2 separate regions of the Mus musculus genome follow, and region 2 is linked to region 1. A link is a loop called in an ENCODE intact Hi-C map of the cell type or tissue named here. Cell type or tissue: gastrocnemius. All regions are shown on one strand. Each heading gives the region's core, and the rest is flanking DNA. Links, peaks and the distances in the headings are about the cores only.

What was found. A loop is a pair of places that touch in the nucleus more often than their neighbours do. Peaks named below come from ENCODE experiments on the same cell type or tissue, not always from the same donor. Only the 100,000 strongest peaks of a DNase experiment are listed, where the experiment ranks them.
Region 2: it touches region 1 in a loop (2.2-fold over the local background); 2 of 42 quality-filtered maps call a loop at or near these places.

Annotation. Positions count from the first base shown.
Region 1 is chr19:60,947,089-60,962,717 of GRCm38, forward strand. The region is part of intron 1 of Grk5 (G protein-coupled receptor kinase 5); the gene reads left to right. Among named protein-coding and RNA genes, the nearest start is that of Gm22520, 59 kb to the right of the region's middle. In gastrocnemius, for the core only: no CTCF peak of the experiment used is centred there; a DNase peak (open chromatin) is centred at 8,221; H3K27ac peaks cover 231 bases.
Region 2 is chr19:61,014,141-61,029,769 of GRCm38, forward strand. All of the region lies in intron 2 of Grk5 (G protein-coupled receptor kinase 5), which reads left to right. Among named protein-coding and RNA genes, the nearest start is that of Gm22520, 8.4 kb to the left of the region's middle. In gastrocnemius, for the core only: no CTCF peak of the experiment used is centred there; a DNase peak (open chromatin) is centred at 8,240; H3K27ac peaks cover 1,510 bases.

The sequences.
Region 1 (15,629 bases), core at 5,125-10,124:
TCTCTCTCTCTCTCTCTCTCTCTCTTTTCAAGACAGGGTTTCTCTGTGTAGCCCTGGCTGGCCTGGAACTCACTCTGTAGACCAGGCTGGCCTGGAACTGGAACTCAGAAATCCACCTTAGGCTTTTTCTCATGGCCAGGTAAGTGATTCCTGTGCTGGGTCCAGCAGCCTTACTCTGGTTTATAGTCTTGGTTCTACAGCAAATGGACTGAGTGACTACTATCTATAATGTTTTCCACAAAATGAAGGGGTCAGGTTATATGACCTTTGAGAGTGTTTGAAAGCAATGAATTGACTGGGGCTCCTACCTGCTCAGCCACTTGTACTTCTCAACCCACTACCCAGCCAAGTCCTAAATCTGAGGTATCATCTGGGACATGGTGCTCCTCACCTATAATGCTAGTAGAGGCAGGAAGATTAGGAGTTCAAGGTCATTTCCTGCTATATAGTGAGTTGGAGGCTGTCTTAGGGTTTTATTGCTGTGACAGATACCATGACCACAGCAAATCTTATAAAGGAAAAAGCATCATGGTAGGAAGCATGGAGTTATGCACGCAGAAATGGTGCTGGAAGTAGCTGAGAGTTCTACATCCAGATCAGCAGGCAGCAAGCACGAATGGAGCAACCAGGTCTGGCTTGGGCTTCTGAAACCCCAAAGCCCACTTAACTTCCAGTGACACACTTCCTCCAACAAGGTCACACTTCTCAATTCTGCCACTCCCTGTGAGCATATGTGGGCCATTTCCATTCAAATCACCAGAAGCCTATGTGGGCTAAAAAGACCTTGTCCCTAAGACAAACCAACAAAACCAACATCAAAAAAAACAAAAACAAAAAACAAAAAACAAAAAAAAAACAAAAACAAAAAAACCTGAGGTGCTATTTCATAGAATGTGGTCCCGAAGAAACTGGGGACAAATGACTCACTGAGATACAGATACTGGTTCTGAAAATACCTGTTATAGAGTCCTGGCTCCTTTCAACACGCTTCACCTCTGCCCCCTACCCTAAACCTCTCCAGCCCCTGAGCTTTGCTTACCTTCCTTCCCTCAGCTCTTTTTTTTTTAAAGATGTATTTATTTATTTTATGTATATGAGTTCACTGTAGCTGTACTGATGGTTGTGAGCCATCGTGTGGTTTCTGGGATTTGAACTCAGGACCTTCGGAAAAACAGTCAGTGCTCTTAACTGCTGAGCCATCTCTTCTGCCCTTCCCTCAACTTCTTATTCCTATATAATCTAGCCATTTTGGACACACTCTTTCTTGATTCTCTACCTTCTTGGTCTTTTGTCTCCCTCTTTTTTTTTCTCTTCCTCTCTCACTCATCCACTTCTCTCTTCTCATGGCCAGTCTGTTCTACTGGCCATGTTCAGTTTTAGTCTTCTGGATGCCTCAGACTATTCTCTTTCTCATATCTATAATAAAAACATTTCCCTCAGCCATACCTAGGAGTGGTCATATCCTCATTTTTATTCAAAGCTGACTTGATTTTGCAGACCTGAGGGAGAAACTGAATTTATTTATTTATTTATTTATTTATTTATTTATTTATTTATTTATTTATTTATTTCCTTACTTACTTGTTGCTAGTACTGATTACAGTTGCCTCATTTTTATTCAAAGCTGACTTGATTTTGCAGACCTGAGGGAGAAACTGAATTTATTTATTTATTTATTTATTTATTTATTTATTTATTTATTTCCTTACTTACTTGTTGCTAGTACTGATTACAGTTGAATGGCCTCTCTGAGACCTTGCAAAGTTTTAGACCCATGGGGATGTCTCATGGTAGCAAAGATATGTGGCATTCTCTCAGTCTTTCTTCCTTATAGTCTTTTATGCTTGTCCTGCACCCCTGTATGCCACCAGGTATTTTTTGTCAGCAGTATTTGTTCCATCATAGGGGGAGTTTTTGCAGGAAATTAGATGACTTGACACATGCTTCCCATTATTGAGGTGTTAATGCATGTGGCCTCTTCTCTCACAATTAGAGTGGCTTTACAGAACAACAAACAATGGTGGTGCAGTTTCCTGTGGGAGGGAAGAATGGGTGCAGGTGGGTGGCCAGAGCCATGGTCCCCAGGGAAGTGGTTTCCTGAGAGCATCCTGAGCCCTGATTCCTGAGGTGGGGTAGTGACACGTGTTTTCAGCTTTGTCATGAGCTGCTGTTCTAGAGGCTTCCCATGGGCTAGCCCTGTTCAGATGGCATTTTGCTTTTACTTCTGGAGAAGCTGTCAGGCTAGCAGGAACTGCCAATTCTGCTCTCTAGATCTCTTGCCCTAGCCTGGATTATTGACTACCTGCTGCCCTAGGTCAGCCTCCCTTAGGCTAGCCTCCTGGCTTCTCTGTTCTGCCATTAGCCTTTGAGATCTTTGAATGTACTCAAACCACCCCCACCCCCTTGTCATTTGATTGCTTACTGACCTGCAGGGGTTGACACAAACATTCCCTTTCAGGACTTTTACACTGGCTTTCTGAGTATCCCAGCCTCTTTATTCTGCCTTCTGGTCTAATACTCAATTCCACATGGTATATCTTCCCACTAATTCCCCAATTATCAAATAAGCTGGGTTATTTGCTGCTGATTGTATCTTACTTCACACTGCCCACAGCCTTCTTTAGTGAAGATCTTCAAATGCCAGGTATTCTGATATGTGAGTTGGCTAAGTCTCTTAAGAGATTTCAGCAGTTTCTTGGGGCAAGTGTGAGGTTAAGGGTGGCTTAAGTAAAACAATAGGCCTTTCCATCCAGCAGCTTAAATAGTGGTGTGATTGGCATAGTTAAGAAGAAGAAGAAGAGGAGGAGGAAGAGGAGGAGGAGGAGGAGGAGGAGGAGGAAAGAAAAGCCCCTTGAGCTCTTTAAGAAATCTCTGGAAATTACATCTGTATTTGAGTGAACTGTCATATTGAGCCTCCAGTGGAGCACAACTGTGGAATTCAAACTCTTGTACCTCAAGAGAACCAGGATGAAGGAGAGGGCAAAATCCCTTGAAATGTCACCAGTGTTATTATTAGTCATAATATTATCTTTGTTAATAATAATAATAAGACCCACCTAAACCGTAGACAGTCATTTCCGTAAGCTACACCATCAGAGTCAGATAGCACTAAGGATCTGGGAAGGCGCCAGGGTGAGAGGGATGGAGTATTTGCAGGAAACCCCACCCTGTCCACACATGTACAGCTACATCCTCCACGCCCTTTAGGGCACTGGTCAATTGAAGCCTGGAGCTCCAGCAGGCACTTGCACAGTGTCCTGCAGGCTTTCATCCTTTCTGCCCTGAGATACAGTATGGTCTGTAGGTTTGGGAACTCCGGGGTAGTTTCTTGTACAAAACTCTAAGGCCTTTTTTCTTCTATTGTATGCAGACCCCAGAGATGTCTGAGACAATGTGTTTCCTACAGATTTTGTTTGCCTGCTCTGGCTTTTTTGTTTTGCTTTAGTAAACAGACATTTAACATATACAGATCTGTATACTTGACAAGGAGAAATCTGGAGCCTTCCACAGGCAGCTACACTGAGTCATTTATTCCTTGAACTTGAAGACCTTGGATAGTCTAGAGCTTTGTTGGTGACTCATACCATGAGTCCTGAGCTGGGTGTAAGGGCTTCTGTTGCCAGCTGCAGCAGCAATGGGGTGACGAGCTTGCGATTAGCCAGGGGGGAAAAGATGCTTCAGTCCTAGGTTATGATGAATTACAGCTTCTAAACCCTGGATTTGACTTTCAAGAGTTTAGGTCTGAGTCCTAGTTAGTACTCAGAAGCTGCTTATCTAATAAATATTCTTGGTGATTTGAATTGCTGTGAAGCCAAAGATAATCTTTGGAAATAATTTGGCATGAGCCTGTTTTTATCTGTTGAGCTTTGTTTGTGTGCCTCATATGTCTCAGTGATTTTACTGGGAAGGACTTGACCTGAGGACCCACTTTAACCAGAATGGAACCTGAGCATAACCTCATAGACTGGTTTGATCAATATGGATATAGTACTGTTGTCCCATTCATCCAAAATGGTTCCAAATGTTTCACATGGGGCTCTGTGCTTGTTCAACAGGGCAATAGCCAAGGGCACAGATTCCAAATGGGACAGACCTGGGTTTTCACACAAGCTTATGCTCTATCTTTGTTTGTTTGTTTGTTTGTTTGTTTTTGAGATAGGATTTCTTTGTGTAGTTTTGGCTTTCCTGGATTATTAAGCTCTGTAGATCAGGCTGGCCTTTGACCTACTCTGCTTTCCAAGTGTTGGAATTCAAGGTGTGGGTCACCATTTCTGGTTCCTTCCATCTTTATGAGCTAAGACTTGATACTTAATTTCCTAGGACATTTCTTACACATGAATCTGAGACATAAGAGCCCTCTTCTCTAGACAGCTAAGAGAATTACCTGCACCATTGTCTGTGAGGTGTTTGATCCATGCTAACATGAACTCAGATCACTGTGGTAAATGCTGCCTCAGTGATGAGCAGGTCACTGGATGCCTCAGAATCTAGAGGGACAGCAGACTGATTACAGACAGGTGATCTTGTCCCATATTTAAGATTCTGCATGTCTTTTGTAGTCCTATTTATAGACCCAGGAAGGCCTGCTCATCAGAAGGCCTCAAGCTGTCTGGATAGAACTTCATGGAGGAGGCAGGGAATGACAGGAATATAATGGTCCCTCTTTTATGACCTTCAAAGTATTTTTGTTTGTTTGTTTGTATCTTCTAGGGTATTTTCTAGGATATCTTTTTTTTTTTTTGTTACCATGTATATGGGGATATATGCCCAGAATATAAACAGAGTTAGGCTGGAAGTGGCTTTACATTTGAGAGACTCAATTGAAGAGGGGAAGTTTATGTGTAGGTTTCCTTGAAGGGGGCTGTGGTGGCTCTATTTCAAGTTCAAAAGGACTAATTTTGAGATATATCCGTATATCCGTTCTGAGGTTGGTCATATTGGAGGTTATGGTTGATGTTACTCATATAAAGGAGATTTAAACTTAGTCCCTTCCAAATGGAGTTCCTTTGCCGAAGTCTATTGTCTGCCTTAGTATATCAAGTCAGGAGTTTTAGGAGGTGAAGTATGGAGATGCACAGAGCTTTTCTCAAAGGATTTTGAATAAGTTCATGTATGGAGGGTCACTCCATATATAGTGGATATTTGGGGCAGAGTGTTAGCCTCTAGTTCTCTAACCTTCCCAAAGAACCAGCATTGGCACCCTCAGTGAACAGGTGTAGATGGAACATAATTGATTACAGGACAGGACTCATTTCTCCAGGCTTTGTCTCCCTTGGCTACTTGCTTTTCAATGCTGGTTTGGAATTTGTATAGTAGTGGGAATGTGGCTGAGCTCTTGTTTTTAAACAGCATCCCCTTCAATTCTTATGGGTTTTATCAGATAGCAAGGCCCACATTTAAAAGCCCAGGGTGCTTGGTTTGAAGAAAAGTTTGATTAGCCATTAGCAGCTAGTTAACTGGAGGCTAGGTCTACTTACTTCCAAGAATGGAGACAGATTATAACATTTACCTGCTGAGCACATTGAGAGTCCAGATGAATTAGAGACCACTGTCATGGCCACAGAAATACAAACCACACACTGCTCTTTGAGATATCTAACCTCTACAAGAAAAAAGAAAAAAGAGCTAACCAGTGACAGATGTTTAATGTGTGCTGCATATGGATTTTGAAGGAGGGGCCTCTTGAGGGAGACCCAGGCAAGATTCCAGGCATCTACTTTCATGTCCTGCTTCTGTGCGGCACTTACTGGCATTTTCTTCTAAAATAACTGCCCCATTATCTCTACCTGTTGATTCTGCATTCTGAAGGTTGTATGGAGTGTCTGAGAATTCTGACAGTTGTATGTGGGGTTGTTCTCTGGAACTTGTCATTGATGACAGGGTGACAGGGTCATGCCTCTTATAGTATAAGCTGTGTATTGAAAAGGTATTTGTCTGTGGAATAAAGTTACTGGATTAGGTTTCTCTGTTCCCTTGACAAATGGGCTCTCATATCCCCTAATAAGAACAGGTACCATCTGGGTTGAGTGTAAGGCTGCAACTCCAAGGACAATGACAATGATTTTTATTTGTATAATTAATCTTTTAAGATAGTGTTTTATCTCAGGCTCAGCACCAAGATGCCTAGTGTACGCAGTGCTGGGGATTGAGCCCAAGTCTTCTTGAATGCTGGGCAAACATTCTACCTACTACTTTCTGAGCCCCAAGCTCAGTAACCACTTGGGTAAGGCCAACAGTAGCCTTTGAGAAGAGGAAGACTGTGTGGCTGTGTGGGGATTTTCTTGCTGGCTTTGCTACCTATGGTATTTTTCTGAAGCTGATGCTTACTATTGGAGAAGTGGTTTACCTTTGTACAGAAAAGGGTCTGACAGCTCAGGTATGCTATTATCTTTTGTCTGGTTCCCTGCCTTTGTAGGGTCATACATATTCCTTCAAAACCTGCTGTGGAGAGAATCTCTATGTACTGTGTGGAAGTATCAAGTGTCAGTAAAAAGCTGATGGCCCATTAGCTGGGGCAGGGTTAGAAAGGTGGGAGATCTGGTACAGAGGGGTGGGGACATGGGGGAGGAGTTCTGGGAAAGAGTCAGGTTCAGATTTCACCTTGGGCTTGGAGGAGACTGCACATGAAACTGAGGAGAGGTAACTAGCCATGTAGCAGGCATAGACTAGAATAAACATGTTATATAAGCTACAGGCTAGTCGGAGAACAAGCCAAAGCTTATGGCCATAAGCATTGTAATAAATAATTAAATCTCAGAGTCACTATTCTTGGAACAAAGAGGCAGAGGAGAAAAATGGAAAAGCTTGTGGTTACTCCTTACCATGTGTGTGTGTGTGTGTCCATCCTGGGGGTCAGACCAAAAGCCTCATCTATACAAGGCAAATATTCTACCACTGAGTTACATTACATTCCCACATTCTGTTTTATTCTTTTACTATTCTCATAGGAGCTTCAGGAAGGATGAGAATACACTGGAGTATAAGCATTTGTTTAAAAGTCCTAATTTTCAATTCTTTGGACAAACAAAATAAAAGACATGAAAGTGTAATGGGGCACTCGGTGGAAGGAAGATAAGAAGGTGAAGGATGAGTGTGACTAGAATATATTAGATATGTATATGAAATTGTCAAAGAATAAATTAACGTTTAAAAAGGATGGAAAGGAGAAAGGGAAAGAAAGAGCAAGTTTGTTAACTTTCATTCAGATTTTCTGGAAATAAAAATATTTCATGGACTGGCTCTTATCTTTAGTCTCTGCATTTAGGAGGCAGAGGCAGGCAAATCTCTAAGCTGGAGGTCAGTCCGATCCAGATAGCAAGTCCCAGGCAAAGGTACATTGCAAGACCTTGTCTCAAACAAACAAAAAACCACTCTCAATATTATTCTAATGAATCCCTAAAAGTATGGGGAATCCAGTTACTCTGCCTGGGGTGGCTGTGGACTGAATGACCCTTTCTATAAAGAAAGCAAACTGTTTTGAATGCTATTTGTTTCCTGAGAGGCTAGTAATCCATACAGAGCTCTGCTTTTATGTCTCCTGGTTTTTATAGCTTCTTTTTACTAAATAACCATTCCATATTTATCTGACATACTTAGACATCTAAGACAGAAAACCAAGGACTCCTGTTTGCCTACGTTATTAGAGGAGGTCAGTTAAATATATTTCTCTAACAAAATAAAAGCAAATATTCTTGGATGCCTTCCTAGAAAGGGGAGAGGAAATCTGTTTTGAGGAGCTGGCCAACCATTTTCTTTCTAGAATGTGGTGCCTGTTGCTTGCCTCCAGGATGGAACTTCTAGACTGCCTCTCATACTCAGGCCTTCTCTTGATTTGGCCCCATCACAAGGCTCTGCCCTGTTCAAACTGATCGGTGGCCTCAGGTTGCCTGCATTTGGGTCAGGTTATTTCTCTCATTTACAACACTTGTTAACTCCCCTCTGAGGGACTCAGCACATCTTGTCTTCATGACTCCTTGGGAAGGAGTTGCTTCTCCCTGCCACTCCCAAGCACATCTTTTGGGTCTGGCCACTGGCCTCAATTTTCCTTACTAACTGATTGGTTGGCAGTCTCTGCCCTAAGCTTTTGGCCCTGTCCCCTGCTCTTCAGGTGTGGAGCACCTGTTCATTGTGGTGATACCAATGACTGCTACCTGTATGCAAGCCTCTGCTTGTTATCAGCATACCCTATGGTGCCATCCTTTTTACAAGGAGCAATCTGTCTGGCCTCAAGTGTCAGTGTACTAAAGCTTCCATGTTGGCAGATTGCTTTGATTCCTAGGGGTGGTAATTGGCCACCTCCCTCCTTGGGCTCCTGACTGTTTGGAAGCTGCGTTCCATTGTGGTAACTCTTGATTCAGGTCATCTGATCCATGGAGCAGGTTGAGAAGCCTGCCTGAATGCTCCCGCCATATGGTATTAATGGAGAAGCAAGCAGCTGGTCATTGAGCTTTGTGGACATGCAGTGGAGAGTAGTAGGTTGTTTCATTAGAGTCTCTTGTTGCCCTAAGCTGGAAATTGTGGCCTCTTTAAAGTTCTTGCTTCTTAGTCCCTGACCATCCCTGACTTGGCCCTTATCTCTCTATCTCTTGTTTCCAGTGTTACCCTACTCTGCTTTGTCCCTCAGGATCATTGTTTTGCTAGTCAAAGTTGGGCCTTGTCTCTAAATCATAGACTTCACCAGTGAGAGCTGACTGAGGTCCTCTTCCCTCTAGGTTCATTTCTATCATCTAATGTAGGAAAGACTGTTCAGGGTAGTTTTGGGAGTTGACAGTAAAGACCAAAAGTCTTTCAGAGGTCCTGGGAGGCTTTGTGATGTCAGAGTCTAGGAGACTCTGAGACATGAGTGTCTCATCTGATAGCTGTGTTCTTATGAGTCAGCAGGACTTTGTGAGGCATGGTTGTTGTCCTGGATGCGTTCTGTAAAATTGAGATGCACTTTGGGTCCTCTCAAAGATGAGGAGAGGTTTGACTTGCTGCCTAGTTTTTTGTTGTTTTGAGGCCTTTTTAGTTTTCTTTTTTTTTTTTTTTAATTCAGGGATAGAGATATAATAATATAGTATTAACAAAAGCTTTTTATTGATTTTTTTTTGTGAATTTGACATCATGCCTCCCCAATCCCACTCATCTCCCTGTCCCTTCATATCTACCTTCTGCTCTTGCAACCTCCTCCTCAAAAGAAAACAAACAAACAAACAAACAAACAAAATATTCTTGCTATGGAAGCTACAGTGTGTCATGGTGTGTCACACAGCTTGCCCAAACAGCTTTTCTTGCTTTCATTGCAGTGAGTCATTGGTCTGGTTCAAGGCCTCTGGCTTCTGCTACACTATCAATACTGGATCCTTACTGGGACTCCTTGAATATCCTGTTGTTCTGCTATGTTGTAGAGATCTTGCAGCTTTGGTTCTGGAGGACCAGCCCCTTCACATACTCCAGCAGTTTATCCATGAGTAGGTGGTGGAGTGGGCCAGTTCAAAGTCCTGGATCTGGGCCTGGGTGGTAGTTGAGTTGTTCAGCCTGACAGCTTTCCTTTGCTTATGCCTTTGGGGCCAGGACTCCAGCACTCATTGCCATCAGGGCTAGCTCTACTGTGCTGCTTAGGTGAGGTGCAGGACCTGCTCTTCTGAGTTATGCAGCTGGTGGGGGAGGGAGGGCCTGGCTCACCCACTCTCATGCCCTGAAGCCAGCTCTCCCACTATGCACAGGTAAAGGGTGGAGTCAACTCGGTACAGCCCTTGGACATCAACATGACTTGAGGCAGCAGTCTAGACCTGGGATATCTGTTTGACCTTTGGCAATAACATGGGACACAGACATTAATACACCCTCTGCCTGCTGTTGCAGGGCCATGGACCCAGATATGGCCCTAGGTGGCAACACTAGCCTGGACCTCACCATGGCCTCAGGTAGCAGTCACATCAGGCTGTTTCTTTCTTTTTTTTTTTTTTTAATTTTTTTTTATTACGTATTTTCCTCAATTACATTTCCAATGCTATCCCAGAAGTCCCCCATACCCTCCCCCCACTCTCCTACCCACCCATTCCCACTTTTTGGCCCTGGCGTTCCCCTGTACTGGGGCATATAAAGTTTGCATGACCAATGGGCCTCTCTTTCCAGTGATGGCCGATTAGGCCATCTTTTGATACATATGCAGCTAGAGTCAAGAGCTCCGGGGTACTGGTTAGTTCATAATGTTGTTGCACCTACAGGGTTACAGATCTCTTTAGCTCCTTGGATACTTTCTCTAGCTCCTCCGTTGGGGGCCCCACATCAGGCTGTTTCTTATTACCCTTGAGTTTCTGCTTTCTTCATTGTACACACACCTTTCTGCTTTTTCTTTTTGTTCTAGTCTCTACCACTTACTGGCCATCATAGTGGCACCTGGGGCCTCTGGGTATCTTCAGAGTGGCTCCAGGCAGGGGTTCCTCTGCCCCCAGAATAGTATTTTAAACTAGTAACCTGTATCAATTTGAAGCTTTTAAAACAAATGCTACAAAGTACTTTGTCTGAGCTACAAAGTGATGATAGTATGTTTAAGAAATTTTTTTTCTAGATTTATTTTATGTGTATGAGCACACTGTAGCTGTCTTCAGACACACCAGAAGAGGGCGTCAGATCCCATTACAGATGGTTGTGAGCCACCATGTGGTTGCTGGGAATTGATCTCAGGACCTCTGGAAGAGCAATCAGTGCTCTTAACCACTGAGCCATCTCTCCAACCCTCATTTAAGAAATCTTAATTCTTAATGTGCTCCAAGCAGGGTGGACCTGTGATAGGATATAGGTAGTTCTATTTTGAGATAATATGGAATATTTACATTTCCCCCTTCCCACCCTTTTACTTTTTTCCTCTTTCCTCAGGACCTGGGGTACTGGCAAGACTTCAGTTGTTGGTTCTTTGATTTGCCAAATCTCAGGAATCCTCATCCTTGCTATGTACTCATAGAGCCTCAGGCAGCAAAGGTCCATTGAAGCTGGGTTTGGTAATTGCACACTTGTAATCCAGTTTGAGGAGTGGAGGCAGGAGGATCATAAGTTAGAGACCAGCATGGGTTGCTTAGTTAGACTTTGTCTAAAAAACAATTCTTAAAAATGAAACTAAATGGGGTGGAAAGATGACTTAGCAATAAGAGTGCATACTGCTCTTGCAGAAGTCTTGAATACAGTTCCCAGGATTATTACAACTATCTGTAAATTCAGTTCCTGGAGAGTATGTATGCACGTGCATGCATGCATGCATGCGTGCGTGTGTGCGTGCATGCATGTGTGTGTATGTGTGTCTGTATGTGTGGTCCTAATGCCTCTGGCCTTTGTGAGCATCTATGCATTTATACACACATACCCACACAATTAAAAAAAATGTTAAAAAAAACAAAACAATCCTATTACCAGGGAGGCTTATCTTATGGTAGAACTAGGTCAGATGCGCCCTGGAGTCTGATGCTTTGCTAATGGCTTCTATGTAATCTGGAAACCATCAAGGGACTGAGCCTTGTTTTAACATGGATTGCCCAAGTCATACAGGTTATAGCAAAGCTAAGATATGAACCTGGTTCTTCAACGTCTGGGTTGGTGATGATTCTACCAAAGAAATGTTTCAAAGTATATAACTGTGACACTAGGGAGCCTGACACGGCCCACTGGAAAATGGAAACCAAGAACTGTGGCAATTATGCTATCTGTGATATCAGTCCTTACTCACAATAAGGTGTTTTGCTCCCCCAAGGGCCAATGAGGAAGGAAATTACACCTAAAAGGTAAAAATTGCCTGGCATCCAGACTGCAGGTGGAGTGTAAGTTCAGATCCCAGAGTTTATATTAGCTGCTGTCTAGACCAGCACTGTCTAATAGCAGTTGATGTAAGTTCTTCTGAAATGGAAAAAAAAAAAACACTAGTAGATATATTTAAAACAAAATACCCCCCCCCCGCTGAAACATCTGAAGTCATTTTTATAATGCATTTATTTGACCTAATGTTTGCAGATGATTATCATTTTCACACATCATCAATATAGAACTACTTACTAAGAGGTACTTTACATTGTTTTTTTTTTTTTTTTGTTAAGTTTCCAAAACCTAGTGGGTACTTTGGTTTTGTTTTATGTGCAGAGAATTGAACCCAGGGCTTGCTAATAATACTAAACTTGTTCTGCTTGCACTATACTTCTAACACCTCCACTTCTAGCACCATCTTGAGCTAATATTGATTTTTTTTATTGACTTTCAAGCTGCTCGTGCCCATTGTCCTTGGCACTGACTGGTACCACACTAGTGACTCTTGGCATTGCTTGTTTTTAGGAGTTAAAGGGAACCTCAGATATCAGAGAGCTGAGGATATAGAGAATCATACTTATGGGATAATATTGGGGATGAAATTATCCGTTAACCACAGGGTCACATTGGGGGTTGCCTCTTAGGGCTTTTCGAAATGCTGGAATGGGGAGGACAATGTGTAGTGTTTCTACAAATGAATGCTGAATGAAAAAGGTTAAAAGGGTTGGCTAAAACATTTCCGGGTGTAAATGGGTAGTTGGAGTTCCTGGGGAATGGTACCCCCTCACCCTTCATTGTGACATAGATCTAGAGAATCTGCACCCAGTCTCTAGCAAGACCCTGCCAGACAAGATTCTAGAGAGGTGAGCTGATATGGAACAGAGGATGCATTCCATTGTGATTTGATCTTTCTGCTGGAAACATTGGAGTCTGAGAAAGGTTTACAACACAGCTCACCCTGCCTACATTTGAAGATCTAACATTAATGATGGTTGGCTAGACAAATAGCCAGCTGCACACAGCTGGCTGAGCCCAAGGATATTACTCCTACGATCCAGCACTGTGATGCAGATGCAAGTGAAGTGGCACAGTGACAAGAGTCTCAGCAGACATTTTATTCTGTAAATAATTCATTTGATTATGGCTAAATCCACAGGGCAGGAACTGAAGACCAGAGCTGGAACTGGGCAGGTTGGGATTGAGTCCATGCAGCAGGACCTGGCTGGGGTCATAGTCCAAGCTTCTCTGCATGGTTTTCCACTGGGTCTCAGGCAAGACAGAATCTCTGCTTATCAACCTGCAAAAGGGGGCCACTGGTTTCTAGTTTTTATTCTTTGGATAAGTTACATGGAAGTAGTAACAGAGAAGTACCCCATAAGCTCAGGAAGTTATTTTTACTAGCTTCACTGTATTCCAAGTTTATTTGTTGTATAGACTCTAGGTATGATGGTCTTTTAGGATTTAAAAACCTCTCATGGGGCTGAACATGTGACTTAGTAGAATACTTACCTGGCATAAATAAAGAGGACAAATTGTCCTCTGACTTCCATAAGTTCTCCGTGGCATGTGTGCTCACACATAGATACTCCTCCTCCCCACAATAAATAAATAAACTAGTCAATCAAACAAGAGTTTTTAAAAAATTGTCATGACTCTTGAAAGTGTGAATACACAGTAATTGTGGATTCCTACACAAGATCTATATCAAAAGAAAAGAAAGTAGGAGGGAACTCCTAGTTGACAAGAAGAGGGTCAGGATAAGTGGGAAGGGCATAAGAAAGGGTAATGAGGGAATATGGACAAAATAGACACAATAGATTGATGAAGTTAAAAATAGAAGAATAATTAGGAGGAGAGTTCATTACAATACTATTCACTGTAGTCAAGATGTTGGATTGACTTAGGTGTCCACCAAAAGATGAGTGTATAAAGACAAATGGCCCACATACCATGGAGTACTACCCTACCATAAAAAACAATAAAACTGTGCCATTTTCAGCAACATGGATGATAATGTAAAAGATAATGCCACCTGATTTTGTTTACTTCATTCATATGTGGATGCAAAAGTAACTCATCAGAGGTAGAGAACAGAAATTGGTTACAAATGGCTGTGGTGATGGAGAGAGGCTAAAAGCACAGGATACAGTTGGGCAGGAGGCATAGCTTCTGCTGTGATATTGCATAGGTCAACTGTGGTTTGCTGCTTCGTTTTGTTTTGTTTTGTTTTGTTTTGTTTTGTTTTGTTTTGTGTTGTTTTTTGGTGATAGGGTCTCATGTAGCTCAGGCTGGTGTGGAACTTTCTATGTAGCCAAGACTGGCCTTGAATCTAATTCTCGTGCCTCTCTACCTCTTAAATGCTGGGGTTACAGGTATGTGCCACCACGTGTGGTTTGACAACAATTAATTGTTTCAGGAAGGCCAGTGGAGATGGTTCTGAATGTTTACAACATATAGAAGTGGCAGTGAACGCCATGATGCATGTGCTGAGTCCTTGATCTGACCCTTACATACTGTTTCACTGTATTGAAATGTCACATGCCGTAAAACATGCACACTTATATGGCAATTTCAATATATTTAAAACAATAAAAATAATAGTAATACAATGGAGGGAAGGGAATGCCTCAACAACTGTTCACTAGTAATTTGACATATATATTTCACTTAAGGATAAGGAAACACCATTAGAGAGATCCACTTTAAAAATGCCAGTGTTCTCTGGCTTGGAATCGGTAACTTTTTCTTTCTGGAGAAATTTTTGTTGTTATTGTTGTTGTTTTTACCATTCTCAGGACTTTGTTCACATGACATATCATCTTTAAGATGTTTGGGACTTTGGCAAGATGTTCCACTCCTATGTGCACTCCACTCTGGTCTTTGTTTTGGGTCTTCTCTCTTGATTGGGTTGTCCTCCTGGGTGAGAATGGGCCTTTCTTGTTTCTCCGGATTGTAGTGTTCTCCTGGTGCTAGGAGCTTAGTATTGTGTACTGTTGTCAAATGGGAGTGCCTCCTCCAGTGCTGGCTGGTATTATAATCTGCTGTGTTGATCTGTTTTTTTTTGCCTTTGGAATTTACAAACCTGTAGGGCAAGGGTATGGTTTGCCTACTGCCTCTGATGGCTCAGAACTCATTGTTGGCCAGCAAGGTTGACAGTAGGGAAGGGAAAAGAAAAAGTGAAGGGGCTCTGAGCATGTGAATATCACTGTATATACCGGATTTGTCTGTCTGCTTACTGTACTGTATTTGTTTCAGAACTTAGAAAACAGTAAGTGTTTAATAAATGTGTTGAATGGATAGATGATCTACTTCTCCAAAGTTGGTCTGAATTGTAGGTTGTCTTAGTACTGTAGAGAGGTAGGTGGGCCAGGCCAAGGATCATTCAGGGTTCTACCTAAAGGGGACAGCCATCCTACTGCCTCTCACTGTGTCAGTGCCTTGATGACATGGTGGGTTCTTGCCTGTCTGAGACAGCTCATAGCTTTTTCTGGGTCACGAAGCACCCTTCATCACAGGCAGCATGCTGGTTTCTCCCACTCCTTCTTGGTTCTCTTCAGGCACCAGGCTTATGCTTCTCCATCTCCCGGACACTTAAGTCCAGTCATGGGAGGAGACCGCAGTGTTTTTGTTACTAGTCCATACTTTGGGTGTTCCCTTGACCTTTTCTTTAAACAAGGCTTTCTGTCCCCCAGCCTTCTTTTGGGTCACATTCCCAGAGAGTTTGCTGATGAGGGGCCAAGGCTGTTTTTTTTTCACAAAGCATGCTTTCCCCACCCCTCCTCTGACCTTAACACCCCTCCCTCCTCCAACACTTGTATTTTTAACTTCATGAGAAAATATGGGAAAGGAGCAGATTT
Region 2 (15,629 bases), core at 5,400-10,399, 67 kb after region 1:
TTCAGTTGCTATAACAAAGACACTCCTCCTCCCCATCCACTAAAACTGATAAACTAACTTCAATGAGAAACTACTTCTCTCGTGAGGAACAATGTACTGTGAGGGCTAGGATTTTTATGGAAACTCTTATCTTTGATTATTAAAATTTTAGCCTCTATTTATTTATCATTTAGTTAACAGCTTGTAGGATGTTGTCTTTATTGATATGGTCCAAGATGACCCCACCTTGTTTGTATTATGCACTGTGGGAGTTGGAGAAAAGGAAAGGGCCTACATAAGACTGTAGATGATTTACTAGTGTTTTCCTGCTCCTGGCTCTCTACTATCTCATTCCTGACCTAAAACTGGTCACCATCAGGGAAAAGCTTAGAGCGCTTTGGTCAGGGATGGTAGTTGTTTCTGCTTAAATCACTAATGCCTAATCACCATGTCTAATACCATGTAGAGCACAAAGTGGATTGGCTTTAAAGAGACCAATCATGAAGACTTGAGTTTGATTCTGAGTACCCCTGTAACAAGTTGGATGTAATGGTACATGCTTGTAATCCTAGAACTGGAGAGGTAGAGACAAGTGGATCTCTGGGGCTTGCTGCCTAGACCCTGGTTCCCATGAAAGATGCTGTCTCAAAAAATAATCATTTTCCTGATCTGCACGTACACACTGTGCCAGTGTGCAACCACCCTCCCGACATACATACACACACAGACACACAGACACACAGACACACAGACACACACACAACAAATAATGTATAAAAATTTAAAAACTAAAATAAAGGGGACAATTCCTGAAGAATACCTAAAGTTGACCTCTGCTCTCCACGTGCATGCACTCACAAGTATAACTATGCATACACACCTGTGCACACTTATACACAAAGGGATGGGGGAAGTCACCCCCAGCCAAACGAACTGAAGAAGTGAGAATGCCTATATGATGGGGTAGAAACTGAGGCAATTAACAACCAGCATGAAGTACATCCAGAAAAATTCCTTCTGAGGTGGAGATCTGCAACTTCTTAGATTGAGCCTAGAGGTGAGAATGACCTGTTGGTTCTTCTGCCCTGACCCTAACTTTGAACCTTGTATGTAAATTGTGCTTTCAAGTTGGAGATTTGGGTGCTGCTTTTGGGAGGAAATGGATACTTAGAGAATATTTTCTCTCCTAGAGGCAGTGACTTAGGCTGTGCTGCCCTGGTGAGCACCAGTCACCAACCCTAGGGGGTCCTTGCTCAGTACAAAGCATAGGCACAGTCCAGCCTTTCAGAACCTAGGCTTATGAGGACTTCCTGGGGAGCTTTCCAATGTGACAAAGTGATTTTTGAGAAGTTCTGAATTTACCTTTATTATTATATTTTCCTGAGCATATCCCTTTTCCAATTAATTGCTTAGAAGGAAAACCAAGAAACATGGATAGTTCCAGTATGGAAATTTTCAGTGACAAACAGCCATAGTGGGTTACATTTCAAGACCAGTTAGAAACAAGGATTTCACCAAAATTGTGGTTTTGATCAGCCCAGTAACTTTTTTCCTTTTCCCAGGTATCACTCATTTTAAGTCACCTGGGAAGATTTCTTTTAGGTTTCCCATCAGGTAAATATCTGTTTCAAGGCTACCAACGGGAAGAAAGGAGCAGAATATGGGAGCAGTGTACCAGCTCTGAGGAAGCTGATGGGGTCTAGACAGTTATGAGATGTGGGAACTCTTAAAACGGGAAGAGGCAAAGAGAAGCATGTGTTTGGGGTTCTGCCTGAGTCTATTCAGTTTGTATAGCCGAGAAAGCTTTAATCTAAAATAAGTGGTATTTGGCAAGAAGTGGTACTGCATGCTGACAAATTGATTGTGCTCTTTTACTGAGATAAAAATGAAAATTCATGAGGCATTTTGTTTTCTTTGCCCTGATGATTAAAGTGTCTACTTGGCTCCATGCAGAGAAGGCCCTTGAAGATTTATATAAGACACCTGTATGGCATCCATTACAGGCTTCTGGGCTGACAGAGCAGCTCTGCCTTGTGGTGTTCAAAGTGTCAGGTATGAGGAAGGAGGCTAGAATGGCCTCCAGTAGGGTCCTTGAACCAGACTTGGTGGGGTCCTTTAGTGAGGATTTTGGAATTAAAAAAAAAAAGATTTATTTATTTATTTGGGGGGTGGGGGCTGGAGAGATGGCTCAGCTGTTAATAGCTCTGGCTGTTCTTCCAGAGAACTCAGGTTCAATTTCTAGCATATACATAAAAGAAAAAAAAATTCTATTTTGTAAAATAAAGATTTTTTTATCTTATAAGAATTTTGCCTTTATGCATACAGTGCACTGTGTATATGCCTGGTCCCTGCAAAGATCAGAAGAAGCAGCTGAATCCCCTGGAGCTAGAGTGGTTGTAGTCTTCCATTTGTGTGCTGGGAACCAAACCTATGTTCTCTGCAAGAGCAACAAGTGCCCTTAAGTGCTGAGTGATCTCTTCAGACCCTTTGAATGCTTTTTTTTTCTTTTCAAAATTTAAAATTACATTTTATTTATGGGTTGGGATTTGTATATGCCATTCTGCAAATGTGAGATTAGAGGGAAACATGCAGTAGTAAGTTCTATGTGGATCCTGGAACTCAAGGTTGTTGGAATTGGTGGCAGGCATCTTTACACTCTGAATCATGTTGACAGCCTAGGGTCCTGAAGTTTTAGTAAAGGACTTACTCATCTGTTGCTCACATGGAAGGGACTTTGTTTCTTTTAACGCTGAACACAGCCTGGCCTAGCATAGGGAGAAATTTGGAATTGCAATATTCACATGCATCCATTCTGCTAGCTATTACTGCCTTGGGTTTTATGTAGCTCAGACTGGCCTCAAAAGCCTAGGCATGTAGCCAAAGATGACCTTTAACTTCTGATTTCCTATTTCTATTCCTAAAGTGTTAGAATTACAGATGTGTATCAACATACCTGTACATATGTTATTGTGAATCAAACCCAGGGCCTTGTTTGTATTAGACAAGTACCAACTCAGTTAGAACTTTAGCTCTTACTGCACCTGAAACTCACTATGTAACCCAGATTGTCCTTGAACTCATAGAAATCTCCTGTCTCAAACCATATAAGTGTCTGGCCCTATATTATTAGGTCCTAATCTGTTCATTTACTGGACCAGCAAGAGTCATTTCTCATGGCTCTGTGTCTGGCTCTGTTCTAGGTTCCTGGATGTTTGAGAAGTGAAGCATTCTAGTCCTCTGCTGACTCTGAGGCAGACTAACCCTGTTTATATTCCTGTCCTGTTGGCTTAAAGTCTCTCCTTTGGGCACTTGGGACTTGAAGGAACACCAGATTTGTTTGGACAAGTTCTCAGGGCTTTTACATTTTTAATCATTCTTATTATTTGTATAATTTATTGGTGATTTCATAAGAATCTAGACTGTCCCAAACACTATAGGTAAAAGATAGTAAGACAGAGAGGACTTACAGCTTAACTAAGGAGGCAAGGCTGCTTCTTAGAACAGTAGCCAAAGGCATGAGACAAAATGTGAGTTGCACAATCCTGTGTGGTACATGATGCAGAAGTCAGGAAGCTGAAGTCAGTTCCCACTTTCTGTGACAAGACTAGGAGGGCATCCCAACTCAATCTCTTAGCTGGACTGGCAAGTGCATGTAGGTACCTATTTGACAGCTAGTCCTGGGCAGTCATGTTTTTCCAGACCTCATCTTCTGGAGGATGACTGCAGATGGGGCAGAGGCAGTCTAGACCTAAATGGACCCACAGATATCTGGATTACTTAGTGTCTTAGTTACTTTTCCTGTTGCTATGATAATTATACCCTGACAAAAGCAACTTAAAGGAGAAAGGATTTATCTTGACACATATTTGAGGGTACAAGTTATGATGATGGGGAAGGCATGGCTTGCAAGAGCTTGAGGCAGCTGGTTACGTTGAATCTGAAAAAAGGAAGTGGAGAAATGAAATGTTCCTATTCAGCTCACTTTCTCCTTTTAATTCAGTACTGGACCTCAACCCATAGAATAGTGTTGCCCACAGTGAATGTAGACAGTTCCACACAGACATGCTAAGAGCCTAACCTAATCCAGAGATTCTCTCACAGGTATACTCAGAGCTTTGTCTCCTAGGTGATTCTAGATCCTGTAGTTTGACATATTAACTATCATTCTTGGGTACCTCTTATTCCCTATGAACGTTGTCACCTGGTGGCATTGACATAATATCACCTACTTTTTAGATTCGGGTCCTTGTCTGTTGTTACTGTGGATTTCAAGAAGCTAAGAAATGCAGGCTAGATCTGTAGTCAGCAAAAACTATGGTCAAACCCCAGCACTGCCTCTTGCTGGCTCCTTAACCTTATGCTGACTCTGATTAGGGCTTTATTTTCAAGCATCTGAAATACAGAGTGGTTATAGTACCTGTGGTGGTTTTGCCCAGGGGGTGGTACTATTAGGAGGTGTGGCCTTCTTGGAGTAGGTTTGGCTTTGTTGGAGAAAGTGTCACTGTGGGGATGGGCTTTGAGACCTTCTCCTAGCTGCTTGAAAGAGCCAGTCTTCTCTTAGCTGCTTTCTGGTCAAGATGTAAAACTCTTGGCTCCTCTAGTACCATGCCTGCCTGGACGGTACCATGATGATAATGGACTGAACCTCAAAACCAGTAAGCCAGCCCCAATTAGAGTTGCCTTGGTCATGGTATCTCTTTACAGCAATGGAAACCTTATCTAAGACAGTATCTTCCCATAGACAACTGAAGGCTACACGAGACAAGTATGTGGTGTCTAGGATGGTATTTAACATACAGCAAAGTAGCTCTGTTTTTGTTACCTACTATTGCTTCAGTTTTATTTTATTATCATTATTTTATATACCTGGTAGCAAAATAGGAAGGCCACTGTCTGACCTAAACCTTTCTCTTTCCTAAAAGTAGCTCTGACAAAAAATCTTTATTTAAATTCTGACAACAGAGACTGAAGAGGTGGCTTCATCAATACAAGCATGAGGATCTGAATTTAGATCTCCAGCACCCATGCAGGAGGCTAGATGCATTAGTACATGTCCCTATTCCTGACACCAAGGAGACATTGAGGAGGCAGAACTAGATGGACCCCTGGAGCTTTCTGGTTGGCCAGTCTAGGTGAATTGGTGAGCTCCAAGTTCAATGAGAATGTATTAGAAAATACAGTGGACAGTGATTGAGGAAGAAACCCAGCATTGGCTTCTGGATTTCACACACATGCTCATTCACATGTATGTGTACTCTCACACATACATTACATACACACATGTACTTGCTTATGCACACACAGTCCCAACATCAACAGGTGACATCTCTAAGCAATATCTAAGTCTAGATACCTGCTCCCCTGTACTAGATCCTGGTAAAACACCGTCTTCCTCTGATCTCTATCTGAAACAGACATTGGGTAAACTCTTATGCCTGTGAGCACACCTCTATTTCCCTCTTTAGCATTTACAACTCCTCATTAGACTAAAGCCAGGCTAATCACAGGTGGAAGGCTTGAAAGAAGGATTTGATGTAGTTTGATATTTGCCAAACTATACCAAAGATCAGGGTTATATTCCAACGGGTCAAACCCATGATGGCTTGGAGGAAGAAATAGAGGAGGGTCCTTCTGTATTTTTTTCTCTGCATACCAAGAATGAGAACTGAAGAGCAGATTGAGTTTCCTGCTAAGACTGGTGTCTTTGCACCAGGTTGAGAAAGAGTCTTGGGTACTGATTGGTGAAATGCCTGCCATGAATACACAGGCTAAGACTGAATTTTTCATTGGGAATCATGTTGAAGGAAATCATGTGAGGACTAAGAAATTGCTAACCTAGAGACATTAGGACTTTGGGGAGACTATTATTACTACACCTTCCCAGGAATTCACTTCTCAAGCTACATTTGGCTGCATAGCTGTTAGCCTTACTATACCCTGGCCAGTGGTCCAGGAAGAAGCAGGGATACCTGGTCAGAGTTGGGGATTCTGTAGCTCTGATTGGTACTGAGAGTCTAGCAAGTCATCTGGTCTTCCTTTGTTGCTGTTGAATGGGAGGCATATTACTAACAATTAACTATCACCTAGTGCTTTTGGGTGATCCTCATTTCCAGTATGTTGACCATAGAGGGATGTCCAGGGAATGGCCTGAGATTTGGAAGTAGCATTGTTGCTTCCATTAGTTTGCTGCTCCATAGCTCATTATTTTTGTGCATACACCCATTCTGCTGCTTGGGCCAAGTGCTGCCGTAGGTACACAGTAGTGAGCCAGACCTTATAGGGAATTTAGTGTTGGAACCACCTGGTAAACTTCCACAAAACATCCATTCTACCCCAGTGTTGATATAGTCTGTCTGGGAGTGGCCTGGATAGTGACTCTCCTAAAACTTTACAGGTCTGAGAGAAAACAAACAAATAAACAACCAAGTGAAAGAATGCCCGAGTAAAGGGATGGCATCCCTAGGATGGTTGCAGCAGGGCCCCAGCATGGAGAGCATCATTTACTCTAAGCCAGGCTGTCCTTGGTTGCTCTGTGGCAGGCCTGGACTTAGATCACTGGGAAGTTCTGCCTCGCTTGCGAAGTAAAACAGAGTTCTGAGCACCACCCGTTTTTTTACCCCCTGCACAAAACTGGATGACTGACAGTCACAGATCTTTGCTTTCCAGGCTCTTCATTTGTGAAAATTTCAACATTTGTAAAATTTAAAATTTGTGAAAGTTTATTAAAATAGAAGCGAGCATAGGGTTTGCATTTATGTTTCCTACTTGCTCCCAGCATTCAGAAGCAGCAGCACTGATATTCCAGGTGACTTTTCTGCTGCAGGGTATCATGTCCTCTGAGTAGTGTGCAGAAGTGAGGTTTTCAGTCACAGAGATGCTTTGGAGCAGATGAGAGCAGTTCAAGTCCAGTGCTTCCTCTCCTTTTAGAATTGGTAAGTTAGAGTCAGACCTGGAACCCAGTTCCTGACTCTGTCTCCAGCTCTTCCTAGGATTCTGGGTCCTTCTCCCCTAACTGGTCCTCCCATCTCCCTCACCCTACCCCTTAATTTACTAGTTCTTCATTCCATTCCTACTGTGAGACTATATCTGCTTTTTGTACTTTAGGAATGAGAAGGAGGTCATTGCCTGACTGAGGTTAGGGTACTTTGTAGGGGGCCATAGTATGAATACCATATCTCCACACTCTGACAATCTCAGCCTTAGCCCCTTCCTGGACTTCCAGATACCTTTCTGATGCACTTTGAGGGTCACCCAAAAGCACCCTGCCCCTGCAACCCATGGAACCTAAATCTTCTTTCTTCAAAGCTACAGGCATGCACTCTTCTTTCCCTCCTACTGGCAACCTGGGCTCCAAAAAAAAAAAAAAAAAATGGCTTTGACATGTGACTTCTCTAAGTGCCACCAACTGTGTAAAACCTGGGCTTTCTATTTATGATATTCCCAAGATATGTGACAAGCACAAGGCACTGGTAAAACTAGAGACCAGAATGAGGGGGGAAAGAGGCACAGGAAGATGGCATTTGGTGAGGGTGTGTTTGTGTAATGTGCCATATGTCATTTTTATTCATATACAACATCATTCTTGAAGTAATCAGAACCAGCTCAGCTGTTGCTAACTAAATACCAAATGTTTCCCTTTTCCTGCTCCTTCCAGGGGGCAGACTGTGAGGAACTGCCCTTACTCAGGACGCTATCACTCCTCTCTAACGTCACAGACTATTTTTCCTCAGAGCAAAAGCCAGACTGCTTTTTCCAGCTTTGGCAGGAACATTTGAGAGAAAGTTGATTTCAAATCACCTTCTCTGTTTATTGTATCAGATCTGGAATGTGGCAGAATGGAGGCTTGTGGACTTTAATTCAGTCTCCACATGGGTTTCCTATATTGTCTTAGGGACCATGAAGAACTTGTTTCCTTGCCAATAACCTGGTGTTTCAGGGAAATACAGTTAAATAGAGTACAATGACATGGGTATCTATCTGGTGGAGAAATGGCAGCAGGAATCCTTTTTGGGGGCCTCCCCATCTCCACCCCCAGTTTACTATAACATGTGGTTTCATTTCAGAGGGCTCCGGTGTTAGCATTTCCATTTCCTCAGGAAGCCACATTTCATTCTTGTTCTTATTCCTGAAATGGAACCTACATTTTCCTTGGCTCAAGTTCAAGGAGTGCCTGGGGCAACAATGAAAACAGTCCTAAGCAGGTTCCAGTCATGGTCACCCCTCCCTACACTGCCACCCATGGATGTTCCATGTTTGCTATAGAAGGATTGCGGCCAAGACTCCAAAAGCCCCAGGGGGCGGGGTGGGTATTGGGTGGTCAGTGTTGAACTCAGGTCTTGTGGATATCAGAGGGGAGCTCTGGTGTCCTCTGTGTCTGTGTTCTGGCCTTCTGTTGGGGAGATCTGCTTGCCCACTAAGTGCCCACATACCACAGAGTCTTAATTAAGAAAGTATGTTCCCATTTCACGTAACTGGGAAAGAATGAAAACAATGACAACATTTATTTATCTTCACTATCAATATCATTACTGTTTCTGAGTCTTAAAGGAATTAACTTCTTAACCGCAGGCATGAGCTATTGAGAGACATGTGGCTTCATTCAGAGTGAGGGTCTCCATGCAAGGGAAAGCTGGTAATAGATCCAAGCCCTCCCAGAGCTTGAATCCAGTGGCTCAAGGACAGAAAAGCAACTCAGCTTGAGAGCCCGTTGTCAGGGTGTCAAGCCTTTTTACATTGGTTCTATTTACTTACCTTTCAGAGACTTCAATGCAATAAAAGCCTTCATTTCTATCATCTGTCATCCTGGCTGCTATTCACACAAGACAGACCATATGCTGGGACTGGGTGGGGTGCTCTTATGTGTTAGTGTCAGCAGTTCATGGGGCAGCTGAGCCTCTGGAATGGGATTTACCCAAGACAAACTCATTACCCAGAGCCACTTGCTGACTGTTAGCATTATTTCTGTGGGTAGTTGGGTAATCCTGTTATATAGAGGGGATATCTCAGGCATTGTGGTCTCTATACACTACTATAAATTGTAACCACCTGCTGTGAAAGACAGCCATGATATAGATTTGGCAAAATCCACACCCAGCTGAGGATATCCATACGCTGAGCCGAAGGATACAGGTAGGACTCAGATCCCAACATCATGAGCTCTGTAGGAGTTCTTGCCCAGTCATGCAGCCCCGTCTGCCTCTGGGATGCAAGAAGGGTAGGATGTTTGGCTATTTCCAAGATGGTGTACTAATCATCAGTGAAAACATACTTTCTAGAATCTCTGTGCAGATCCAGCTTTGAGTGGAAGGGGAAGCAGTGCTTAATTGTGCATAGGCTTTCATTTTCAGTCATCCAAATACTGTTCAGGGCTGAAAGGCTTATTAGTCAGCCTATTTTTGTTGTAATAAACTGAAATTTAAAACAAATGAGCTTAAGGGTAAAAGGGAATCTGTTGGTTCATGTAACAAACAAACAAACAAACACAAAAAAAACAGGAATAAAACCTATGGCTTTGGATATGGCTGGATATAGACGTTGGTTGTTATATGGGACACTGCTCGCTCAACTTGCTGTGACTGCACCTTCATTCTTTGTTGTTGTTGTTTCATTTTATAACTACAAACTAGGCACCAGCAGCTTTGGGTTAATGTATTGCTAAGCCCTTAAGATTGCGAGAGAAGAAACTCTAATATGGTGGTGAACACCTTTAATCCTAGCACTCAGGAGGTAGAGGCAGGTGGATCTCTGAGTTGGAGGCCAGTCTGATCTACAGAGTAAGGTCCGGGACAGCCAGGGCAACACAGAGAAATCATGTCTCAACAAATAAGCAAACAAACAAAAAATCAAACCAGATAGATCTTTCTGAAAAAGACCAAATGGTTCCTTTCAGAAGCACAGATAATTTTGCTGCTTCTAATCTTGGTAACTGTAGACATGCTTTATTCCTCACAGCCAGTTCATTCTAGGCAGTCAGGTATTAACAGGCTTGCTAGTGGTGTGAGTTTATATATGTGTGTCCATCCGTGATGGGCTAGAAATTTAGGAATGTCCCCTTAGAAGAGGGGAACTGTTCCAAACTGGGACAGTATGCTCAAACACAGATCTGGATCCCACCTGGAAATTTTAGATCCAGTTCATCTGAAGGAGCCTGGGGAACTCTAGTTCCTGGATGATGCAGACATGTCCCTGCTTGGAGCCCTCGAGTGAGTCCATAGTTAGGACTTTCTCATTTTATGGCTGAAGAAACAAGCTTGTGTCAGGAGCCATTTAGGAAAGGCTAAAGTCATACAAGTGTCATTCTGGAGAAGACACATCATATTGCATGGTCTGCATAATTTTGAATTACAAGGCTTTCAGAATCCTCATCTCAAGATTGATTCTTGCAACTGATATGCCTTTCCTGTCATTATTAAATTAATATAAAAATTTCTGGGCACTAGCCCACCCTACTGCACATTTTTTGTAGATCAACGAAGATGTACTGTAGTGTAGTAATGCTATGTAGACAAATAGATGAGTTCTTTCTTTCTTTTTTAAAGTAGGGAAATCTGTTTTATTCCTTAGCCTCTTCTCTTTGCTCTGCCCCCTCCATTGTTTGAACAGTCATCACCACACAAAGGAACCTCCCAGCTCCTCTCCCAGCACACTATCCTGTGGTAGGGAATCCTTCCCAGGTGCTAAGGCAGCAGCTGCACTGGCACCTAAGGCAGTACTGATGATGGATGCATTTTTTTCTCTGTGGCTTCTGCCCCCTGCTTCTTGTTCCCACATTGAAATCAATAGAAGATTTCTTAACTCCTAATAATGATAGTATAAGTTTAGTAAATTTATACAAGTAATTTTGAGCCCCCTAAGTATGAAGGCTGCAATTAGGGCTCTATAAACTTTCATATGTCAAGTGTTAATTGCACTAAGGTAGAAAGCAGGGTTGAAACAGATTTTTGATCAGGGAAAACATTCCTTATAGGCTGAATGTGAAGCTATTGATAAATTAAGGTTGTCAAGTGGGAATGAAACATTTATTGTATGTGCAAGGACAAAAGATAAAATATTGACTAGATTTATCTATACAAAACTTCAATACTAATGAGACACTAAGCTGATAATTTGCCTCTTGACAAAACTGTGCTAACTTAGACATAAGAATTATTGTTTCAAACTCTTAATGAACCTGAGGAGCTAGTGGCAGATAATGAATGTTTAGTTAGATAAATAGTCTTAATGGAAACACATGTAAACATTTCTGTTGGAACTTCATATTCAATTTATGATTTGAATTTATGTTTGAACTTGCTGTGAACTTTTGAAAAAAGAGGCTTGGAATACCATGTGATCATGTATCCTAAAAAAGTACAAGAACTAGGAACGATGACAATACGAGCAGAAGCAGAAGAGAATCAGAATAGGAGCAGAGCAAAGACAGACAGAGCAGGCAGGCTTCTTCTTACCATGAGACAGATTTTTTTTTAAAGATTTATTTATTCATTTTATGCATATGAGTACACCATTGCTCTCCTCAGACACACCAGAAGAGGGCATCGGATCCCATTACAGATGGTTTTTTGAGCCACCATGTGGTTGCTGGGAATTGAACTCAGGACCTCTGGAAGAGCAGTCAGTGCTCTTAACCACTGAGCCATCTCTCCAGCCCCGAGACAGATTTTTTTTATTGACAGCAAGTTTCTTCTTACTAACAAGGATAGGGTTTTTTGGGTTTTTTTTTTTTCTTTCTCAACCAAAAGGTAGCTTTTTTTCTTTCTCTAAGCAATAAAAGTTGGAACTTATTTTTCATCCAGTATGAGTAAGTTCTTTCTTTGCTGTTGCTTGCACAGTGAAACTTGCTTGTGTGGGCTTTTGTTCCATCTACCAAATACACACACACACACACACACACACACACACACACACACACATATGCATTTGCAAGTATAGGTGTGTATGTAAGTATGCATGAATATTTGTGGTGTAGATGAGACAGGTGGTTGGGCCTGACATGTGTGTGTGTGTGTGTGTGTGTGTGTGTGTGTGTGTGTATATATGTGTGTATATATGTGTGTGTGTGTGTGTGTGTGTGTGTGTGTGTGTGTGTGTGTGTGTTTGTGCATATTGCCTGTGTAGAAGTTATTTTTTTTTCTGTGAGCATGACTTTCTTTTCCTGATTCACAAAGATTTAATTGCTTCAGGCCTCCCTCTCACCTGGCTAGTGAGAGGTGAGTCTCCTGGGCAATAGAGAAAGGAACTCTAACAATTAATTGTTAGTTAATACTCTTCTGCTGCCAGCAGGAGTTAGTTACCAAAATGTGTATCTGTCTCTGTTTGTATGTATGTACACTTAAGAGTTAGAAGAGTTCAGAGTTTCTTGCTGGGCATTCTTGCTAGCCCCAGATATTTAAGTTTTGTTCTGTCTAAAGTATTGACCCTGTAAATTGCCTGTTGCTGTCACTGGGCAGTCTGATAGCATGATCCCAATCTCCAATGCTTCCCCCCAGCCACTGCCTTCCAGAGAGAGAGAGAGAGAGAGAGAGAGAGAGAGAGAGAGAGAGAGAGAGAGAGAGAGAGAGAGAGAGAGAGAGAGAGGGAGGGAGGGAGGGAGGGAGGGAGGGAGGGAGGAGAGAGAGAGAGAGAGAGAGAGAGAGAGAGAGAGAGAGAGAGAGAGAGAGAGAGAGAGAGAGAGAGAGGAGGGAGAGGGAGAGGGAGAGGGAGAGGGAGAGGGAGAGGGAGAGGGAGAGGGAGAGGGAGAGAGAGACATGTGCCATCCTTTGGTTATCTTTATTGAAATGTTACTGCTTGACTGCAGTGTAGTCATCAATTTCAAGTATATAATTAAATGACTTTTTATAAACAGCTGTGCAATCACCAGAGTCATAGCATAGGACATTTTCATCATACTCGACTTCCTTCATGTGCCTCTGTCATGAATTCCCTGATCTCCCACTATTGTTCTGATTTTGGTCACTGTGGAATTTGACTTTTTTGAGTTTGAGACTTTCGGGATCAACTGTGCATGTAGCTTTTCCTTCCAGATCTTGGACCCACACAATGCTGCTTGGGTTTATCCATGCTGTGTTTGCTCTTGATGTCTGTTTGTCTGGCTTCAGTGTTAAGTGGTTTTTGATTGCAGAATGTGACATCTCATGGTTTTTCATGTGTATATTGATATATGTCCAGGGGTCACTGGACTCTGGAAAGGGACTGGGTTCCACCTGGAATGGATTTGACTTTTCTGACTCAAGTCTGCTTTCCTTTTCTATTGGTCATATGTTCAGGTGACAGAGGAATCAGGTCAGCATCACATTACATTGCAAAGGGGATGGAGGTGAAAACAGAGATTAACATGTGATCAAATGGTGGCACTCCACCTGCTTTATAAATAAATATTTTATGAGATACAGAATTCTCATAGACAATTCATACAGTGTCAGGAGGACTTTTCATTACAACTGCGTTGTTGAATAACTATGACCCAAATCATACAGCCTTCAAAAGCTAAGATATTTACTACTAGTCTTCACAAAATTTTACCAACCTTTGCCTTAGATTCAGGGAGGAATACACCAGACTAGGCATTGTCACCATGAGTGGACAAAAGCAGAGCTTTGGAATCCTGGGTAAAAGTGAGCTTTTAGTATTGGTCTTGGAAGCTATCTTGAGACCTCTAATCATTTGTGAAACTGGCAGTCAAGAGTCAAGAAGGGCTCCAGTCTGTGAAGGGACTCAGCAGCTGATCATTCTGATGCCTTTATTTTGTAGATGAGGAACTGAGGCCTAGAAAGGCCTAGAAACTCAAGCCCATGATTTCATGGAGTGATGACAGGTGAGACTGCTTCTAGCCAGTACTTTGGTGTCTTGGACTTGTGAGAGGCCCAGATCAGGCACCTGAATATTGCTAAAGCAAAGATCTGAGGACATTGCATTTGGCCCTGTTTTGCCTTCAGTTCGTTGACATCTTGGCAAATATCAGCCTGACCTGGGAAGACAGGGAAAGAAGAGGCTTGCTGTACTGTGTGTTTGAACATAGGTATTGAGACTCTTACTTATCACCAGGTAAAATCCTCCTGCCACTTAACAAACGTTGCTGACACTTGTTCCTTTATGCCTTGGCCCCTATCCCCAAACACCTTGTACTTTCTTTACTTAAAAGTACATTCCTCTGTCTACTCTGTGACACCCCATAGTGGTTACATACTCTATCCTGAATTCAAGAAGTGATCTTTAAAGAACTTTCTAATACCAAGAAGCAAGACTCCTTAGAAGAGAGTTTAATGGGTGAATAAATGAAGCAAAATAACAAAGTCAGAATGCTTGAGTCATGCACCATGACCCAAGGCAAGGATTCAGGTTTTATAAGAGTTGGGGTGTGCGTGTGTGTGTTTTGCATATGCAGTGTGCATGTTCCTGGTATGTACAGCTTTACAGATTGTCTTCTGCCCTCTTGACACTTCCCAGGAAACACTGAAAACCTGATTGTGAGCACAGTCAGCATTGCTGCAAGATCAAAGAGGGTCTACCCGCAGGCCACCCTGCATAGCTCCTCCTCATGTCTCCAGCTTCATTATCACTAGACTTTGCAGGGACTATCTGCCCTTCACATTAGTCTTGCCACACTGGGAACTTTGCTTTGCACTTCCTCCTGTCACTTTGCCCATTCCCATGTCCACATTCTTCCTACTATGGCTGAATCTGTTCCTAAAGGAATCTGAGTTCCATTTGCTTTTGTGGAGAAGAATAGCAGAACCCTATTGGAGGCTAAGAACAAAACCTGGAAAGACAATTCCTGGTTTCTTTGACCTTTACTGGTCAGCTAGTAAGTTGCTTTCTTGTTTGAGATCTTCTGTAGGGTTTGGAGAAGCAGTGGAAGTGTATTTGAGGCTGTGCGTGTGTGTTTGTGTATGTGTGTGTTTCTGACAACTTATGTCAGAATCACATGGTGTTTACTGTGCCTGTGTTTATATCAGCCTTGTTTCCACACTGACAGGAAACATCATATGTGGGGGAAGAAATTCTGTCAGATGAACTCTTAGTCACAATATGGAACATGAAATCTCATAATTGCTTTTGGAAGCAGGGGGTTACCTTGCTCAAATAAAAGAAGAGGTATTGTGCCCCTTCCCGTAATTGAGTAACACTGAAGTTTGATACATGGTAATTCACTCTGTTTCCAGAATTTTATAGGGAAAGCTCCTTGATTGGGGAAAGGTACAAAGGTTTGTTTTTCTTCCCCAGGATGTGTTGAGGGCAGGGTGGGGAGTGCTGAGTAGGAGTCAGTGAGCACTAGGCTGTGTACTGAGCCTTGTGCTCACAGGTACAGACTACTGGCCTGCCATGAACCACAGTGCCCATGATTCTTCCTGTGGCTGACAATCTCTCTCCTCTAGCATGCCATTTCATAACTATCACTTAGATCTTGTCTGCTCATCCACATGCACCATGTTGTGTCTTCTACCTGGGTAGTCCCCTTCTCTGCCTCCTCAGAACCTGGCACACAGTGAGACTAAATGCTTGATGGAGTGGCTATGTGTGAACTGTCCGTGCCAGGAGATTTGGAGCCTGTGCCTACATTGAAGGGTAGCGTTAAGGCAAGAGTTCGGCGTTGGTCTAGACTGAAGCAAGCAGCTGGGGAGGGGCCACATAGAGGATGACTTGACATGGGG